2 separate regions of the Homo sapiens genome follow, and region 1 is linked to region 2. The links are chromatin contacts, found by Hi-C or POLR2A ChIA-PET in ENCODE. All regions are on one chromosome and are shown on one strand. Each heading gives the region's core, a stretch centred on a gene start or an enhancer-like site at or near the end of the contact. The rest is flanking DNA. Distances are from core to core; before and after follow the strand shown. Region 1 holds the start of MED29 (mediator complex subunit 29). Region 2 holds the start of COX6B1 (cytochrome c oxidase subunit 6B1).

Region 1 (4,875 bases), core at 1,347-3,846, 3.7 Mb after region 2:
CATCTCCAACGCAGCTGCACCACTCGTGTCCTTGGGGGCTGGGTCTGAGTCAAAGATCACCTGAGCACATGGATTGATCCACATCTAGGGAGATGGAGGCACTGGGGTTAGATGGGAACAGGCACAAATAGGCTGTCCCTTTCTACCTCCCACCTTGGGCCTGACCTTAAAGTCTGGGAAGACAGGCATGACCTCCACCGGTGTGACTCGGGGTTTGCTGTAATGCTGTGAGATCTGGTGGAACAAAAACAAGGTGAGGAGGAGCTCTGCAGCCGCACCCTTGCCTCTCCCCATCCCAGTCCCTCAATTACTGATTTCTGGGCATCCTCAAAAGTCTTCTCAATGGCTGTGATCTGGCTATCCCTGTCTTTGTATATTTCTTCCTCGGTAAACTGCTGCTTCACAGAAACCCCAATCCTAGGAATGAAGAAAAAGGTCCTTAGGGGCCACTGGACACACCTAATATCTCCACCTTCCCTCTCTTCCTGTTAGTAACTTACTTGACCTCAGGCTTCTCATTGGAGATGCCATAACGGTTGAACTCAGTGGAGATGTACTCTGTCTTTCGCATCCATGGCACCACCTTCGCGTGCTGCTGGGATCTGGGGTGGGAAATCAGGTATCTCAGGACCCCACTGCCCTCCTGCTTGTAGGGCCCACCTGAGCCAGTCTCCAGTACCCATTTGCTACCCACTCACCTCTTGGAGCTGGTGGGGGCCTGAATCTCCTCTTCCAAAAGTTTCTCATCAGCTGGATCTAGAAGAACTAGAGGAGAGCGGGGGGCAGGAGGACCATGAGGGAGGCCCAGGCCTGAGCCTTTGCTGACCTAGAGCAGACCCTCCCTGTCTCCCCACACACCATTGGGGTCGATGCGGTAGGTGTCAGGATTGATGAGATCGATGGTGACCCCCAGGTCTGGCTCAGTCAGGAGGTCATGTTTGTGCTGTTTCTCCAAGGAAGTGGCTTTGTACTGGACGAACCTGGGTGGGGAAACACCTATTGTGGTGTTTGGATTCCAGCTTCACCCCTCACAGCCCTGCTTCCCAGAGGCGGAGCTTCTCTGGGGAGGAACTCAGAATGAAGTGTCCCCCATGGCAGAGTCTGAAAGCTGGCTCCCCAGTGGGAAGGGACTTGGACACTGCTTGCTCCATTAACAATTGAGCAGCTACTACTATGTGCTAGGGTAGGTACTGTGCTAGGCCCTGAGCAGACAGCAGCCAACGAGACAAGCAGTCCCTGCCTTCAAGGAACTCATACCTGAGTAGTTTTCCCATTCCTTAGTCTCACCTGTTCTGGTCGAAGGGGTAGGTGATGAACTTGGGGTCGAAGGGGATATCAGGGAGGCTATTGCAGTACTTGACTCGGCAGACCACTCCAGACCTAGGAACATTAGTGGCTCAAAAGTGGGCCCCCGCTGCCCCACCTCTGCTCCCAGCCCCACTGCCCCACCGCTCCTGGGAAAGCACAGTGGGGCTCACCTCTCAGGCAGAGTCCGGTGGGAATTGGGCCTAGTGGAGAAGAAAGAAACAGTGATAGGTGGAGAGGACGGGATTGACAGGAGAATGAAAAAGGCTTCCCCAACCTTTCAAAAGGTAGGAGGGGTGACAAATGCTGGTTTCTTTGGGTGGTGGTGTGGGGAGTGTCCAAATGCTTTAATGGAAGGAGACAAATGTTCAATTTATTTAGGAAGAAATGCCCCCAAAAGCTTTAATGAACAAGGCCAAGTGCTCAATCCCTTTTGCAGGAGATGGCTTCAAGTGCTTTAATAAAGAACCATGTACTCAATCGTCTTCGGAAGAGGGGTCTCCAAACGGTTGACTGGAGGGATCCCTTCTGGAGGGAGTCTCCAAAAGCCTAATCCCTGAACTGCACGGCGGGGAGGAGGGGAACACCTGAATCTCAGAAGGAACCCGCCCCCTTCGTCAAAGGTGAGCGCTTCATGACGTCACGGGCAGACCTGGGGGCTGGTGACGTTGTTCAGCAGAAACCCTCTCCCGATCCCCCGCCTTGCTGCAACAGAAAAGCGTGGCGCCTACCTGTGGCCATCCTCCCGCTGGGCCTGGGTCTGGATGGTGGGCGCCATAGCGACGAGGCGACGGCAGCCCGGACGGGGTCCTAGCGGGACCGAAGGGGGACGCAGAGGGGCGTGCCGACTTCAGGGGACGCCTGATCCGAGGAAGGCCCAGCTTGGCGCCGCTCCCCGCGGAAAGTGGGTTGAGATGAGGTGGGCGGGCGAGAAGAGCTCCAGCGAGACTCAGGTGAACGCGCAGGCAGCACCGGGGACGGACTCGAAGCTCCGGTTCCACCAACTGCCGCCAAGACGCTGAGGACCCAACGGGTCTCCTCAGGCCGCGACGCCTTCGGGGAAATGAAGTCCGGCTCGGAACCACACACGGATTGGCGAGCGTCTGGGTGAAGGGCGGAGCGAGGGAGAGAGGTGCTTCTGTGATTGGTGGAGAGATATCTCAGTCTGGACGCAGATTTGAGAGTGACGTAACGTTGGGGCACCTCCTTCCCCTCCATTGGCTTAATTGCCTAGGGGGCGGGACTAACTAGCAAACGGGGACTAGAAATAGGGATGCTGAAAAGCAACGGGGAGAGACGCAGTCGTAACGCACTTCCGGCGGTCTACGCGAGGAAGATGGCTGCATCCCAGCAGCAAGCTTCAGCGGCTTCCTCAGCTGCTGGTGTATCGGGTCCTAGTTCGGCTGGCGGCCCGGGTCCCCAGCAGCAGCCGCAACCGCCAGCACAACTGGTGGGCCCTGCCCAGAGCGGCCTCCTGCAGCAACAGCAACAGGACTTCGATCCTGTGCAGCGTTATAAGATGCTCATCCCGCAGCTGAAGGAGAGTCTACAGGTGATTGGCCTTAAGCAGCGAGAAGCAAACTGGATTTGGTAGTCTAGAGGGGCAGGCCGAGGGCCAGGTTAGTCGGAGAGAGCGCTAAGCAGAAAGAGGAATAGAACCTGCTGTTTTGGCCTGGCTGGTGCACGCCTGTGTTCCCAGCACTTTGGGAGGCCGAGGCGGGCGGATCACTTGAGGTCAGGAGTTCAAGACCAGCCTGGTGAAACCTCGTCTCTACTAAAAATACAAAAATTAGCCGGGCATGGTGGCGCGCGCCTGTAATTACAGCTACTCGGGAAGCTGAGGCAGGAGAATCGCTTGAACCCAGGAGGCGGAGGTTGCAGTGAGCCGACATCGTGCCATTGCACTCCAGCCTGGGCAACAGAGCGAGACTCCGTCAAAAAAATAAATAAATAAATAAATAAAACTGTTGTTTTCTGCGAGACCTAAGCGAAGCTCGGCAGAGATGGGATCAGCGCTGATGCTGAGGCTGGGACTGGCCGGAGCTTGAGTGAGGGGTTGTTTAAAGGAGAAACTGGGCTCTGGTCGTTAAAGCCTGAGGAGAGTACTGGCTTATACGGAGATTCTGCCCTTGATTGATAGGTGAGGGAGGACCCTTAGGTTATTGGCGAGAAGCTCAGGTGAGAGCGGGCCTCTGGGAGGATGGAGTGGTGACAGCTATAGGAATGGAAACGAATATTACTTTGGAAAGTCAGGAGGGAAGGTGCCAGTTGAAAAGAAAACCTGAGACTGAGTGATCTCAAGAAAGAGTGTAGATCTGCCAGAGGTATTCCCTTTTGTTTTTCCATTTCCCACGTGTTTTGTTTTTGTTTTGACTAGACCTTGATGAAGGTTGCGGCCCAAAACTTGATTCAGAACACTAACATCGACAATGGACAGTGAGTGCAGCCCCCTTTACCAGGATATTCTATTGCCTTCCCAGTCTTTGAAATTCATCTTTCCTTCTCCTGCTCCCCGCCCACCTCACCTTCTATATTTACTTTTTTTTTTTTTTTTTTTTGAGACAGGGTCTCCCTCTGTCACCCAGGCTGGACTACAGTGGCACGATCTTGGCTCATTGCAGCCTTGAACACCTGAGTTAGGAGATCCTCTTGCCTCAGCCTCCCAAGTAGCCAGGACTACAGACATGGCTACAGACTACAGATGCCTGGCTAATTTGTAAGATTTTTTTATAGAGACGGAGTCTTGCTATGTTTCCCAGGCTGGTCTCAAACTCCTGGCCTCTAGCCATCCCCTCAGCCTCACGAATCACTTCTCCTATTTTATTTTATTTTTGTTGTTGTTTTGTAGAGACAGGGTCTTGCCACGTTGTCCAGGCTGGTCTCAAACTCCTGGGTTCAAACAGTCCTTCCACCTTGGCCTCCCAAAGTGCTGGGATGACAGGCATGAACCATCATGCCCAGCCTTTTCCTTTTCTTTCTTTCTTTCTTTCTTTTCTTTTTTTTTTTTTTTTTTTTTTTTTTTTTTTTGAGACAGAGTCTTGCTCTGTCGCCCAGGCTGGAGTGCAGTGGTGTAGTCTCAGCTCACTGCAACCTCTGCCTCCCGGGTTCAAATGATTCTCCTGCCTCGGCCTCCCAAGTAGCTGGGACTACAGGCGCGTGCCAGCACATCTGGCTAATTTTTGTATTTTTAGTAGAGATGGGGTTTCACCATGTTGTCCAGGCTGGTCTTGAACTCCTGACCTCAGGTGATCTGCTCGCCTCGGACTCCCAAAGTGCTGGGATTACAGGCGTGAGCCACCGTGCCCAGCCTCCTTTTCTTTTTTTTTGAACCCCTCCGGTTTTCAACCACTACTTCAGATCTCCTGGACCTGTACCTGGTTTCCTGATGGACACTTGGTTGGGTAGATACTGGTGTCCCAAAGATTAGAAATCAATTCTTCAGACATCCTTTTTTCCTTGTCTGTAGAAAGAGCAGTGATGGACCCATACAGCGCTTTGACAAGTGCCTGGAAGAGTTCTATGCACTCTGTGACCAGCTGGAGCTGTGCCTGGTAAGAAGCCTTCTGGACA
Region 2 (4,866 bases), core at 1,298-3,797:
ATGAGAAGACTCCAGGGGACTGAGGGAGGCCAAAAGGAGAGACCTGATCTAGCCCAGGAGGAGAAGGGTCAGGGGAGACTCCCTGGAGGAGGAGACAGCTGATTTGAGAAGTCAGGTAGGCAAAGAATGTTTCAGGCAGAAGGAACAACAAGATCAAAGGCCCAGAGGCAGACGATCTCATACCACTGCTCAAAACTATCAGTGTGGGCCAGGCATAGTGGCTCACACCTGTAATCTCAGCATTTTGGAAGGCTGAGGCAGGAGGATGCCTTGAGGCCAGGAGTTCCAGACCAGCCTGAGCAACATAGGGGAGACCCCCATCTCTATTTAAAAAATTAAAAATAAACGTGGCTACAGCAGCAACAGGGACCAATTCATAAAGGATCTGTGGGCCGTGGTGAGGAGCCTGGACTTTGTCTCCAGGGCTCCTGGGGAGCCATCAAGGGTTTTGTTTGTTTGTTTGTTTTTTGAGATGGAGTCTCACTCTGTCACTCTGGCTGGAGTGCAGTGATGCAATTTCAGCTCACTGCAACCTCCGACTCCCAGGTTCAAGCAATTCTCCTGCCTCAGCCTCCCAAATAGCTGGGATTACAGGTGCACACCACCACGCACAGCTAATTTTTGTATTTTTAGTAAAGATGGGGTTGCACCGTGTTGGTCAGGCTGGTCTTGAACTCCTGACCTCAGGTGATCCGCCTGCCTTGGCCACCCAAAGTGCTGGGATTATAGGAGTGAGCCACCGTGCCTGGCCCCCATCAAGGGGTTTTAAGCAGGGAAAGGGATTTGGATTTTAGGAAGATCTCATTGCAGGGGATGAATACATGCATGTAAACAGGTAATTCCACAAATAATCACAATGTTGATGGACACAGAATGTGTAAGAAGAGGTCCCTGACCCAATTCCATCTGGACACTGCACCCCAGATGGTATGTGAGAGGCTTTAGAGGCCAGATGGGGGAGGAAGGAAAGCAGTTCTCTTTCATAGCTCCCTCTCCTAGTCCCTAGATGCTTCCTTCATTTCCACAAGAAATTCTTGCATTCAGCAAATATTTATAGACCACTTCCTGTGTGCCAGGCACTGCTTTAGATACAATGGTGAATGAATAAGGCAGACAAAAATTCTTCCTTTATGATAATTCTTTTCTGTTGAGGGAGGCAAAAAGAGGTAAACATAATGTAAAAGAACAGATATAGCCGGGCACGGTGGCTCACGCCTGTAATCCCAGCACTTTGGAAGGCCAAGGCGGGCAGATCACCTGAGGTCAAAAGTTCAAGACCAGCCTGACCAACATGGACAAACCGCATCTCTACTAAAAATACAAAATTAGCCAGGTGTGGTGGCGCATGCCTGTAATCCCAGCTACTGGGGAGGCTGAGGCAGAAGAATCGCTCTAGCTCGGGAGGTGGAGGTTGCAGTGAGCCAAGATCACACCACTGCACTCCAGCCTGGGCAACAAGAGCAAAACTCTGTCTGAAAAAAAAAAAAAAAAAAAAAAAAAAAAAGCCAAATTGGCCAGGTAGGGCAGCTCACGCCTGTAATCCCAGCATTTTGGGAGGCCGAGGTGGGCAGATCACCTGAGGTCAGGAGTTCAAGACCAACCTGACCAACATGGTGAAATCCCATCTCTACCAAAAATACCAAAATTAGCCGGGAGTGGTGGCGTGCGCTTGTAATCGCACCTACTCGGGAGGCTGAGGCAGGAGAATCGCTTGAACCGAGTAGACGCAGGTTGCAGTGAGCCAAGTTCGTGCCACTGCACTCCAGCCTGGGCGACAGAGTGAGACTCCGTCTCTCTCTCTATATATATATTTTAAGGGTAGGGATTTTTGTGTTTTGTGCAGCGTGCTTTCTCAACCCGTAAAGTGCCTGATGGCTGGATACGGTGGGTCACGCCGGTAATCCTAACGCTTTGGAAGGCCGAGGCGGGAGGATCGCTTAGAGACCAGGAGTTCGAGTCCAGCCTGGGTAACACAGCAAGACCCCATCTCTATAAAATGCATATATATATCCAGGAGTAGCGGTGCGCATCTGTAATCCCAGCTACTCGGGAGGATGAGGCGGGAGAATCGCTTGAACCCAGGAGGCGGAGGTTGCAGTGAGCTGAGATCGCGCTACTGCACTCCAGCCTGGGCCATAGAGTAAGACCCTGTCTCAAAAATTTAAAAAAAAGAAAAAAAAAATTTAAAGAAAAGAAATACCTGACACAGAAAAAGCGTTCAATAAATATTTCTTGCATGAATAAAAGTACTTTCGCTGGGACATTTTTCTCCACACCTACCCTCCAGCCAGCCCCGGGATCTATAACACTCTCTCCGAGTGAAGACACAGAGGTGATGAGATCGGGTAACCCACGGGCGCCCGAGCCCCAGCCGCGCAAGCTCACGATTGGGCCAGAAGTGAGGATGAACAAGCATTTAGCCCAATAGAAAGTCGTAGTTCTCTTGCTGGGCGTGGCTTGAATGACTTCAGTGGCCTCCTCCTGGGAGGGAGCTGAAGCCGCTCGCAAGACTCCCGTAGTCCCCACCTCTCTCAGCTTCCGGCTGGTAGTAGTTCCGCTTCCTGTCCGACTGTGGTGTCTTTGCTGAGGGTCACATTGAGCTGCAGGTTGAATCCGGGGTGCCTTTAGGTGAGTGTGGAGGGTTCTGTAACCTGGGACCCCAGTCTAGCGGGCTGAGGAGCCGGACCCCAGCTTCCCTGAGAACGGGTTGAGGCTTCCGGCTGGCGGCGTCCGGCCTCCCTGGACCCCGGGGCCCTGTTCTGTTCATCGTAAGAGCTAACAATGATACGGTTCTTCCTTGATGCCAGGCAACATCCCAAACAACTTTAATTAATTTATTTAACTCTCCCACCAGCCCTATGAGATAGGGCCTGCGATTATCCCCTTTTGTCAGTAAACAGGCTCAGAGATACCAAGCGACCTAGCTGAACCTACACAGCGACCAGGATTTGGCCCAGGAGTTTGTCCTCCAGGGCTCTTCATGGCTAATTCACAGGCGTGGCCTCTCGCGGCTTGCCTGGGCCGCAGCCTGGCTCCCGGGTGTCCAGTCCATCCTCCCTTTTGGACGTTGGAGGGGCCGCAGCGTCATCTCCGATGCACCCTCATCCTCAGATACCGGGTAGAGATCTCGCCGGTAACGATCCTTCCTACTGCGTCTGTGCCCCAGCAGCTGGTGTTTTACACCCCACTTCCCCACCGAAAGACTGTTTTAGTGCTCCAGACCCCCACCACCACCTTGCGTCGCTTGAATTTGACACTGCTCTGCAAGTCTCTGTATAGCCCCACGACTCCTAGGATTCCCTGGAATATAGATACTTTTCTCTCAGGCTCCCGACGAACACTGTCACTTCTTCAGAGACATTATATTAAAGGTGTTTAACCCTGGGTCCGCAGAGTTGGTAGAATTCAAGGAATGCTAGTACTTGAATTGGGGTGGGGGGTGGAATTGCATCTGTGTTTTTACTAACCTTTTGAGGCAGCAACCTCGGTAGTACTAGCAGCAGCGGTGATTTTGTTAGCAATGAAAATCATAGACATTCCTTTTTTTTGTTTTTCTCCTTTTTTGAGACAGGGTCACTGTGTCACCCAGGCTGGCGTGCAGTGGAGAAATCTTGGCTCACTGCAACCTCTGCTTCCCTGTGCAAGCGATCCTGCCTCAGTAGCTGGGACCACAGGCACGCGCCACCACACCTGGCTAATTTTAATTTTTTTTTTTTTTTTTGAGACAAGATCTTGCTGTATCGCCCAGGCTGGAGTACAATGGCACAATCTCGGCTCACTGCAACCTCCGCCTCTTGGGTTCAAGTGATTCTCCTGCCCCAGCCTCCCTGGTAGCTGGGATTACAGGTGCACGCCACCATGCCCAGCTAATTTTTTGTATTTTTAGTAGAGATGGGGTTTCACCATATTGGCCAAGCTGGTCTTGAACTCCTGACCTCAGGTGATCCACCCACCTCGGCTTCCCAAAGTGCTGGGATTACAGGCGTGAGCCACCTCTTCCGGCCAATTTTAATATTTTTTTTGTAGAGATGAGATGGGGTTTCACCATGTTGCCCAGGCTGGTCTTGAACTCCTGGGCTCAAGCGATCCTCCCACCTCAGCATTCCAAAGTGCTGGGATTACAGGTGTGAACCATTGTGCTCCACCCAAAATCACAGGTATTCTTATACCACATTATAACAGCAAATGTCACAAAATACTATATTCATTCATGATTACTTCAAAATTGTATTTTTTTTTTTTTTTGAGACAGTGTTTTTGCTCTGTTGCCCAGGTTGGAGTGCACTGGCACAATCTCGGCTCACTACAACCTCCGCCTCCTGGGTTTAAGCGATTCTTTTGCCTCAACATCCAGAGTAGCTGGGATTATAGGCACCTGCCACCACACCCAGCTGATTTTTATATTTTTAGTAGAGCCAGGGTTTCACCATGTTGGCCAGGCTGGTCTTGAACTCCTGACCTCAGGTGATCCACCCCCCTGGCCTCCCAAAGTGCTAGGATTACAGGCGTGAGCCACCGCACCCGGCGAAAATTGTATTCCTTAATGAATCCTCAGCTGGATATAACTGCTTTTCTTTGTGATGCTGTGCAGGTTTTTTTCACTTCATGTACTCATGGAGCCTATGCAATTTTTAAATACATTTAAACATATTCAGGCCGGGTTTGGTGTCTCCGTTCTGTAATCTCAACATTTTGGGAGGCCAAGCCGGGCAGATCATTTGAGGTCAGAAGTTGGAGAGCAGTCTGACCAACATGGTAAAACCTTGTCTAAAATACAAAAAAATTAGCAGGGCATGGTGGCAGGCGCCTGTAATCTCAGCTGTTCGGGAGGCTGAGGCAACAGAATTGCTTGAATCTTGGAGGCGG

The links. Hi-C counts contacts between places; a loop is a spot of excess contacts on that map. ChIA-PET counts read pairs that join two places held with the same protein, here RNA polymerase II (POLR2A). Pooled maps may share reads with other maps.
Region 1: a pooled map shows a loop between it and region 2 (7-fold over the local background). The contact joins the promoter of MED29 here to the promoter of COX6B1 in region 2. A Hi-C loop is called at or near these places in 5 of 50 pooled maps. POLR2A ChIA-PET finds 5 or more read pairs at or near these places in 2 of 52 experiments (A673 and AG04450).

What each region holds. Positions count from the first base shown.
Region 1 is chr19:39,388,782-39,393,656 of GRCh38, forward strand. It overlaps MED29 (mediator complex subunit 29), which reads left to right and starts at 2,597. Exons shown (of 4, transcript NM_017592.4): 1 at 2,597-2,857; 2 at 3,683-3,741; 3 at 4,772-4,856. The coding sequence starts at 2,642. It overlaps PAF1 (PAF1 component of Paf1/RNA polymerase II complex), which reads right to left and starts at 2,325. Exons shown (of 14, transcript NM_019088.4): 1 at 2,037-2,325; 2 at 1,479-1,508; 3 at 1,288-1,380; 4 at 859-980; 5 at 699-765; 6 at 501-602; 7 at 312-417; 8 at 166-234; 9 at 1-84. The coding sequence starts at 2,083. It also overlaps a transcript of SAMD4B not described here. RefSeq lists a silencer at 983-1,114 and an enhancer at 2,652-2,941.
Region 2 is chr19:35,645,776-35,650,641 of GRCh38, forward strand. COX6B1 (cytochrome c oxidase subunit 6B1) reads left to right here and starts at 2,548. Exons shown (of 4, transcript NM_001863.5): 1 at 2,548-2,628. RefSeq lists enhancers at 2,540-2,599, 2,760-2,809.